Regions from separate parts of the Homo sapiens genome. Here region 1 is linked to region 2. Evidence: read pairs that join two places in POLR2A ChIA-PET (ENCODE). Cell type or tissue: Panc1. All regions are shown on one strand.

Region 1 (5,000 bases), 810 kb after region 2:
ATTGTATCATGAGCATTCTCCATGTTGCTGCATCTTCAAAATTACTGTTTTAGTGGCCACATAATATTCCATAAGATAGAGTTCACCGAAACATGCCCTTCATTTCGTCATGATGGCTGCTTACAAGCTTTCATTATTATAAATTACACTGAAGCAAACATTTTTCATTGTTCCAAAAAAGATCCACCTAATGGATCTTTTTCCCTTTAGATCATTTTCATAGAACCTTTTCTCAGAAGTGGTTGGACTGGGGAAAAAGGATACAGATGTTACAATGCTATTTACCAGTGAGTTTCCAATTTTTGTAACAATTTTTGTGTGTTTTGGATGATAATATTCATTAAACATTTCCAAGGGAAAACTTAGTCTTTTTACTAAATCCCAAAACATGTTGGAGGAAGAGGGTATAATGGAAGCACTAGAGAAATTCACAATTGCCATCACTATATTATGGGTATATAGGTATATAAGCAACCAATTCAGATGTTGTCCTCATTCTTCATTGAAGAAATTGTGTTAAAAGAAAGTGCTGCTTACATCCAGCCCTTTAATCTTCAATCTACTTCAGTTTATTAAAAATGGAGCCATTGCCTGGCATGTTGGCTCATGCCTTAATCCCAGCACTTTGGGAGCCCAAGGTAGGAGAATTGCTTGATCCCAGGAGTTTGAAATCAGCCTGGGCAATGTAGCAAGACCTTGCCTCTACCAAAACAAAACAAAACAAAACAAAACCGGTGTGGTGACGTGCACCTACAGTCTCAGCTACTCGGGAGGCTGAGGTAGGAGGATCACTTGAGGCCAGGAGATCAAGGCTGCAGTGAACTGTGATTGCACCACTGCACTCCAGCCTAGATGACAGAGCAAGACCCTGTCTCCAAAAAAAAAGGGGGGGGGGGAATTGCAAACATTGATCCATTTGCTATCATTTGTGCAATTATTTGAATGTTTGTGACACATCACAACAATGTGCAAGACCCCAGGATTGACAGCTACCCCCAATTTACCATTATAACTTAATATGAGTAATCATAGGGAACAAGCATGGCAATTTTGAATTTGGAATGAAATAAAAGAGTAGTTTTTTTTCCTCATCCAAGCATTTGCTCTGATCCTCTTAACAGTTGGAAAGAGAGCTCCAAAGCTACATTGTTTCCAATTTAAAGTTAATTGAAATTTAACTGTGATATGGAGGAACATGATTATTACCATACTCCTAAAATTGTCCTTGACTTAAATAGAAAATGTTTGCAGAATGCTGTATGCCAAATTGTAACGTAGTATACATGAGAACATATTCCCCAGAAAATTCTGTATTATTATGTATTCCCCTTCATTCACAGAAAATCCATCCCAAAGAATTAAACTTTGCAGCACAATCTGAATTTGGAATTCAGATTCCCTAATAATGAAGGTTTGCCATGTTCAGCTTGCTGAGTTTATTAAACAGGTGAATGCTAACCCCACACAGTGAAGTTTTAAAAGGAGGGATAGTGGGTAGATCATTTCTGTTAAGCTTCAGAGCTTCAGTCTATTCATTTAACAAGGACAAAAAAGATTTGCAGTGTATTTCAGAAAGGCATATGTAGGATTATTCCACAGCAAGGGCCAAAGTTCAAATTCCCTAGAATATCAGGGGAAATTCTCCCCTCAGCATGTTACTGTTTTTAAAACAACTGCTTTTCTTGCTGATTAGACGTGATTTTAATTCCAGGACTAAATACAAAATGAAAGCAGCAGATAGGGAAGCCCTTGCATATCTTCTTGCTTTTACCCTAAGCCTGGCCATTAAAGGTAATTAATTTATGGGCTGGCAAAGCCTACTGCCTTTCCTCTATGGATTTGTTAGTTCTGCATTCAATATGGGATTCCAAATATAACTTGTATCCACCATTTATAAAATACAAGGACTGATCCCTTTGGCTTCTCTTGTCCCTCAGAGATTCCAGGATTAGCATGAAAGCTTTCTGTTTTTAGAAAAGCAAGTCTTGACTCTCTGTGGATTGGGGAAGACTGTGAATCACCCAGCCATGAGAGCCAGTTGGATAAACTTTTCATAAGTGATGCATATGAACTGTGAGGCTTGGCCTTCCTAACACTTAATGGGTATGGTTGTCAGGGTAATTTCCTGAATATTACTATGATCACTTTTACCCTTTTTTAACATAACATCAACAAAGGCACATCTACAATCAGAAAATGTTGAGGAAAATGATTTCATACTTCTTACCTATGTGTATTTCCTCTTGTGTACAGTTAGTCTTGTTTTTGGTAAATATTCAATAAATTAAGTGAGAATATCCATACTGCAGTGAATCGTGTTGTTGTACATGAAGACTCTCAAGAATTCACATCAAACAAAAGTTGATATGAAAAAGCAAAGAGTGTTTATGATCACTATTTAAATAATCTATTATTATGGCTGAGATGCCATCTTCATTTTATAGATAAGGTAACAGAGCTCAAAAAGGTTACTCACCACTAGTGGAGCTGGGATTTGAACTCAGGTCTCTCCAGTGCCAAAGTCCTGGACCAGCATATAGCCTTCTGCCTCTAGGTGATGACAGTAAACCTTTGATACCCATGATGGAAAGATCCGGAGAGCATCATGAATCCCTAGATTCTCAAATACCATGGCATGGGTGTACAATTTCCCCCTTAAAATGCAGTGTTGCTCTGTCCGGAGCTCCTACTGGAACTGTTTAAATGACAATGTTTCCTTGTTTTATATTGACTGGTGGACAAGTCCAGCTAGCATCAAAGTCGGCATTCTATTCTTTATCCAAAAAGGAATTCTTCTGTAATCTGGCAAAACCTGTCCCTTTTTCCTTCTTTCCTGCCACCTCTGGCTCTTGCAGTAAGCTTTCTTTGGGGAGAATATTTTCCTGAAAAATAAACTCTTTAATGTCTTCACCAGAGTTCCTGGGCATATGTGTGGTGACAAATAGAAACCAGCTTCTCCCAGTTATGATGTGGTCTGGGACAATCAGTGGGTCTGAGTCATCGCCTGTGCCACTCACCCACACACCAGCCTTGGGCAGCAGTCGGAATTGAGAATCCTGCCTCAGGCAATTACGTTTCATATACACATCATATATTATAATTACATGTCGTGGGTCCGTGGGAGAGAGTATAGCTTAGTGACCAGGAACACAGACTCTGGAGGTAGACTACTTGAGTTGAAATTTCATCTTTGCTTCTGATAAGCTTGGTGGCCTTTGACAAGTTACTTAACCTCTGTGTGCCTTAGTTTATCCATCTGTAAAATGGAGGTTGTAATAGCTACCCTAACGACTGTTATAAGTACTAAATAAGTTAATGTTTGTAAAACAGTTAGAACAGTGCCTGGCACATAGTAAGCAATAAAACTGCCAGCTTTTATTGTCCTGGTTTCTCATAGAAGTTCAAACAGTAAGTCCTCAAATGCTGTGTTTCCATTTTGATGAAGAGGTTTGATTGACTCCATTTGCTTCTGCACTGCCTGCTCTCACATGCTCCCTCTATAACACCCCAGGGTTTTCTTTGGCCTGTCATGCTTCTCTTGGACTCCTCATTCTTAGCTGTGTTTGTTGTCTGTTCTGCCCACCTTCAGCATCTCCCCTCTGCTGCTTCCCTTGCCATTCCTTCCTTGTCTGCGTACCTTCCTGCACTTTTCTCCCAGCAGCCTCCACCAGGTTATGAGTTGGAGCCTCACGGACCTGAGCCTGCTGGGTGGCTTGGGAAACCAGGCTTTGTTCCTCCAGGTTTCACCCTCCTGTGGCTTTACTTTTTGCCAGATTTCTCCAATTCTCATTCTGCTGATGTGCCAACCCCTCAATTGTCAGGGCAACCACAGCAACCTCAGCCCTCTCTGCTGTCCAAAATATGTCAGCAGCCAGGCTGAACTTCCACCTCATGCCACAGCTTAACTCCTACAGAATACCCTGTTGTGCACTGAAGAATATACCAGCAAGACTGTCAGACATTGTTAGAGCCAGTCAATCCTTGTTACATTTTTACACAATGCCTTCTCTTCTAAGTCTGCCTGCTGGGTTCATTTGGCATGGGTTACCCCAAAGTGAGTGTAACCTAAAGAAATTGTGCACACAAGATAAACGTAGTGCCCTTGGCAAGAAAGATATGCAGGTTAAAAATTAGCATTTAGAGGTTTTTTCCCCAAAGGAGTAAATTCTCACTACTGGATTCCCTGGGTCCTTTCAGTCTTGTGATTTAAAGGAGACACATGAATTGATTAAAATTTTCCAGTGAAAATGCCATTCAATTAAATAAGCACAACAAGTCTAACTGGGAAGATTTCATGTTCTGAAGTTTGCGTTTTTCTCTTAGGAGGTGCTCACAGATGTATACCTTTTCCAGAGAGAAGAATTGAGGGATTTAAATGCATTTTTATGCTGAGTAAAGTAGGTGGCAAGGTAGCAGTATTTCACTCTAACCTCATTTTAGACCCCCAGTACGTTGGTACAGTCTGTCCTTATCATCTGTGAAAGGGCATCTGATCTGAGTATCATGCACTTCCACAAGATTAAGAAACTCATCTGCACATTTTTTTTTTTTTTTTGAGACAGCATCTCACTCTGTTGCCCAGGCTGGAGTGCAATAGCATGATCTCGGCTCACTGCAACCTCCGCCTCCTGGGTTCAAGCGATTCTCCTGCCTCAGCCTCCCAAGTAGTTGGGATTACAGGCACCCACCAACATGCCCAGCTAATTTTTTTATTTTTAGTAGAGATGGTGTTTCGCCATGTTGGTCAGGCTGGTCTCGAACTCCTGACCTCAGGGGATCTGCCTGCCTTGGCCTCCCAAAGTGCTGGGATTACAGGCATGAGCCACTGTGCCCAGCTGTTAATTCAGTTTTAGAGTGTCTGTAACATATGCTCTGTATGGAGAATGGTTACTGTATACTCGTGGGTGCCAGGTACTTTAGAAGAGACAAAGAAATATAACTGGTGGGTCTAGATACTCAAGATGACAAACATGGAAACTTAAATAGCAGTGTAAAGTATG
Region 2 (5,000 bases):
CTATACCACTTGGGAGATGGTGGGAGAATAATTTTATCCACAAGTATTAAGTTGTTGCCTGAGGACAGCTGAGTAAACAGTTTGCTGAAGTCTGTTTGAGGACTGCCAGCTAGTTACACCCATAATTTCATCTCTATTAACAAAAACAACTCATACTGTCGCAGTGCCCTGCTTTGGCTACCCCATGGTTTGCAGTATTTGAGTTATGGAGTGTCACTTGAGTAACATTCTATAGCAGTGGGGGCTGTGTTTTGATGTCCTTTCATTACCCACCCCCACTCTGCTGATTTATGGCATACCATGCAGAGACCTAAATCAAAACTAGAAAATACGTGTGAAATAATGCAAAACAGAGTCGAAGGGTTGGCAATTCTGTAATTATACCTAAAGGGAAAATAATTATGTAATACCATATGGCAACAGTCAGTCTCAGAATAACAAATGTCCATACTGTAAATGCAGGATTCTGGGAAGAGCACACAGGGTGTTTGAAGAGAAGCTGAGGACAAGTTTGCCTTTTAAAAGGACCCATAGACAACTTTGTGAATGGTATTTGGCCTTTGATAGTACTGTTTATTAGCCCAGGAAATGAAGGCCGGAGTGAGTGAAGTGACATGGCCCTGACAAATGAATGCAGAAAAATGGGACAGGACTTGAGTTATTTATTGTTCCTGCTCTGTCTAGACTACTACCTGCAGTAGCCATTGGTTTTACCCACCAGTTGAAATTCTGGAAATGTGAAAGCAACTTATTGATAGAAAACAGAAAACTCTCCAAGTCTAAACAGCAACTATGAAATAGAAGCTAAGTCAACATAAAAAATAACTCATACTGGTGACCTTTCAGTTAAAAGAAGGAAAGAAAGATGAAAGAATTCCTTGGTAGTCAAGAGTACGAAACTCTCCTCTACAAGTTTATTAGTTAATGAACAACCTCTACATGGAGGGAAATAGGAGAGAAATGACCTGGGCAATATTCCAGCTGAAGTCTTTATGTTGGAAAACACACCTCCATCCACCTCGACATTGTAAAGCGTTGGCATGGGAACTGAAATGAAGGACGCTAGGAAAAGATTAAGTGACTAAGGCTCTTACTGGCCAACTTTCCTCACTAAAAATTAGCCCTGAATTTAAGTGTTCCCTAAGTCCTTCAAGTCACTAACCTGGTTGGAGCCATATTAGGGGCTGGTCTGAAATACTGTGAACTCAGTGGACAGGGGTGACAATTAAAACCATTCCAAACAGGGAAAGCAGAAAGATATGGGTTTCTTTAAGACAGGATTGGCAAACTATGGCCAGCTGTTTTTGTAAATAAAGTTTTATTGGAACACAGCCATGCCCATTCATTCAGGTATCACGTATGGCTGCTTTTGTGATACAATGGTAGGCTTGGGTAGTTCTTACAGACATCATATGACTGACTCACAAAGCCTAAAATATTGATTATATGGTCCTTTTCAGAAAACGTTTGCCCACTTCTGCTGTAATATACTATTTATCTGGAATAGCTTCAGTTATTAAAAGCTTTAATTAATAATTTATAAGAATAGCTCTAAAACTGGAAACCAACTTTAGGTAATTATGCTTAAGCTTTAGACCTGAAAACTACTTCCTTGAGTTCTTCATGGTTATTTTACTTTCCTAATTAAGGGTAAATATATGTTATATATTTGGTCCTAGCTTTGAAAAAATTTTGCTCTGCACAAAAGATCCTGGCAATAGAGGTAGGTAGAGTTCCACATAGTCAAACAAACAGTCTTAAAGTGATTTTTTTTTTGTTTGTTTTTGGAAACCAAGCTATTTAAGAAAGTATTAATTTTAAAAAACAGATATTAAAAAGGAAATGCTGAATGGGCGCTTAAAGGAGGAATTTACATGTTGAAAATAAGACTAACAATGTCTAAAGCTCTCGAAAACCCTGCCTTGTAGTCACATATTTAATCCTTACAATAACCCATACATTAGATACAATGCAGCCCATTTTAGAGCAATGAACCTGAGATCTAGGAGGTTACGAGAGCTGCCTATGACCACCAAGTAGCAAAGTGGTAGGCCAGAGCTGGTGCACAAGTGTCACTTAAATCCAAGTATTTTCCTTACTCTGCCCGCCCCAAAATGCAGTAGATGAGAGAAGGAGGACTTGCTCAGGAAAGGTGAGCTTCTGCATCCTAAACCTGAGTGAGCCTGGACAAGTCTTTTAGTCTCTCCAGATAGCAGTTAGTTTATCAAAAAATGAGTGCTAGTGTTCTATAAAGGCTTTACTGCTTTGCTCTATGAAACTTATAATTGAGGATTTTACTACATTTAGCTTGAAAATGTCTCTCAAAGAGAATTTAAAACCTTCCTGTGTTTCCTTTGTTACAACAGTTTTTGCTTGTTTCTTTTCAAGTCTTTGGTGGAATGAACGGGCAATTTCATGCCTGCACTACCCAGTTATTCAGTGCTGGGCGCGCCTTCTCCCACCGCTCTTCCATTTCTGCTTCACCTAAAACAAACAGTGGCGAGGCTCGAGCGGCGCCTGGGCTCCCAGCCTTTGGTAGTGAGTTGGGCTCCCCGTTCCACCTGGCTTCCTGAGCACCCTGCTCTCCATTCCCAGTGTTGCCTCAAGCAGTCACCCCTTGGGCTGCCCAGGTCACCCTGCAGCCCTCATTGCTCTTTTGCCCCAACTTCCAGCGGTTTTCGGCTACTAACCTGAACATTTTTTAAACCTGAGCCAACAGGTCCCAAGTGTCTAGCCGTCTGAAGCAGAGTCTCTCTAAAGAGAGATTCTGCCAAATTCAGGAAACTCCACCAGTATCTGCTCTCTCTGAGGAAGTGGATTTTATAAGTGAAACTATCCCATGTCCCTTAACGTCTGGGCTGGGCAGCCAAGGTAGGTGGTGGCCCGAGAAAGTGGGAGTGTTTTAGAGAATGACAACTGCCCTTTGCTGTCCAGTTTTTACCAGGCCAGGAAGAAAAAGGTGACTTTCCTCCTCATGGGAAATTTATTGCCAAGGGAAAATAGAGACTCAACACATCAGCCACACAGAGGAAGGCTGGGATGCTCCCTGAGTTTATGGAGCACACTTACTAAACCTTTTTTAAATGACCAAAGAAAAAAGTTACAAACAAGAAAAATGTCTTCTCCTGAGAGATTGGCCCCACCCTCCCACCCACCCACGGGGAACTATAAATTAGATATTACAGGCACAGCAAATTGGCAGCTGATGCTTTAAACATTATGAAGTGCCAGGTCTGGACCTCAATACAGATACTTTTTTGTTTTAGGTACTTGCCATTTAAAAATACACTTAGAAGTTTCTGGAAGGGGTAGCGCTGTAAATGAAATGCCCCACACAGAGAGATCATGACATGAGAAGGGTTGCCCTGCTCCTCACACGTACCGGGAGCCTGATAAGAACCATCTCATGTGTTCATGCAACGACTCCCTGAGGAAGGCATCGTTGTCTTTCTTTTAAAGAGGATGAGGGGCCCTAATGGAGGAAGGACGCCCCCAGACTTCTCGTGAATCCCGTGTCCACATCAGGCAGCATCCAGAGGACAACCAGAAAACACATTGGATAAAATCCCCCTATTCTAAGGTGGCTCCCTTGATGAGGGAACGTAAACTGACTCTGAATTTTTTTCATTGAAAAGTCTTGAAAATGTGACCCTGGAATTTCAAGCCCTGTATCTCTCCCCTAAAGATGGAGCCATTTTTTTCTCTCTGCTTACAGAACCACTGGGGTGTCAGAGATCAGTTCATCCAAACACCCTTACAGAACAAAGCAAGAAATTAAAGCATTGAGATGTAGGGTGATTTATTCAAAGAAAGAAACTAATTAGTGGCAAAACTCTTATTTTTGGCTCTACCACTATTTCATACTTAAAAAAATTACAGCTTTACTGAGGTATAATTGACAAAATTTTGTGATTTTCAGGTGCACCACAGGACGATTTGCTATCATATATATTTTGTGACATGATTACCACAATCAACTTAATTAACACCTCACCTAGTTACCCCTTTTTGTTTTGTTTTATGATGAGAACACTTAAGCACATTTCAAGTATACCTTGAGTACTGTTAACTGTAGTCACCATGCTGCATATGGGATCTGAATTTATTCATTCTATAACTGAAAGTTTGTACCCTTTGACCATCTTCTCTATTCTCCCATCCCCCTGCCCCTGGTAACCACCACATATATATTTTTTAAACATAAGAGTGAACACTCCAGTTTGTGAGAGAAAAGATGTACTGCTAATGTCGCAACTAAAAATTTAAGGACCACCCACTTCAAAAACCATCATTAGATGATCAATTCATAGCATGATCATTGATGTAACTGTCTTTACCACAATTGGGTTTTCTCCCCTTTTCTTTAGTTATTTTTCTGGTCATGAAAACCAAAACATTAAGTGGACTAACAGATAAAAAATGGATCATGATGAAAGGTACAAATGTACCCACTCATATAAAAAAAAGTTCCATTCTTTCTCTTTCTCATACTTTACTAAGGAGGGTTGGCCAACAAAGATGTTCCTTGGTAGAATTATAAGAGAATGTGGAAATGCTCTGGGTTTTGTTGTTTCTCTTTCCCTACCCAACTCTAGTGGTGAGATTAAGCTTACTAGTAGCTAGAAGCTCCAGTATTACAGGCTTTCATAGATGCCCAAGAAAGACTGCAATGAGCTTGTTCCTCCAAGTGGCCACAGATCTGCTCTGGATGGCAAAACAGACCAAGTTGAAGCTGAAGCCCTGTCATATTAACTCCACTCTTCTCTCCCCTTTCTCCACCGGCTCCCCTTCCTCATGGCTCACTTTTTCATAACTCTCACCTTCTATACTAAATTTTCCATTAGAGACAGGAATGCGGCTGTTGGAAGAAGTTGTTGTAGGGGCCTGCTCCACTCTGAGCTCAGGCTCCCTGTCTGTCGCGGGCCAGCAGTGGCTCACTCTGGACACAGTTGTACAGAACTATGGAGCCTATTGCCAAGAACCATCCCAGTTTCACCATT

What was found. ChIA-PET counts read pairs that join two places held together with the same protein. Peaks named below come from ENCODE experiments on the same cell type or tissue, not always from the same donor. Only the 100,000 strongest peaks of a DNase experiment are listed, where the experiment ranks them.
Region 1: POLR2A ChIA-PET joins it to region 2 with 8 read pairs; 1 of 35 experiments calls an interaction of 5 or more read pairs at or near these places.

What each region holds. Positions count from the first base shown.
Region 1 is chr7:27,959,455-27,964,454 of GRCh38, reverse strand. All of the region lies in intron 2 of JAZF1 (JAZF zinc finger 1), which reads left to right. Among named protein-coding and RNA genes, the nearest start is that of JAZF1-AS1, 220 kb to the left of the region's middle. In Panc1, no CTCF peak of the experiment used is centred here; a DNase peak (open chromatin) is centred at 2,994.
Region 2 is chr7:28,769,947-28,774,946 of GRCh38, reverse strand. The region is part of intron 7 of CREB5 (cAMP responsive element binding protein 5); the gene reads right to left. Among named protein-coding and RNA genes, the nearest start is that of TRIL, 190 kb to the left of the region's middle. In Panc1, no CTCF peak of the experiment used is centred here; no DNase peak of the experiment used is centred here; H3K4me3 peaks cover 410 bases.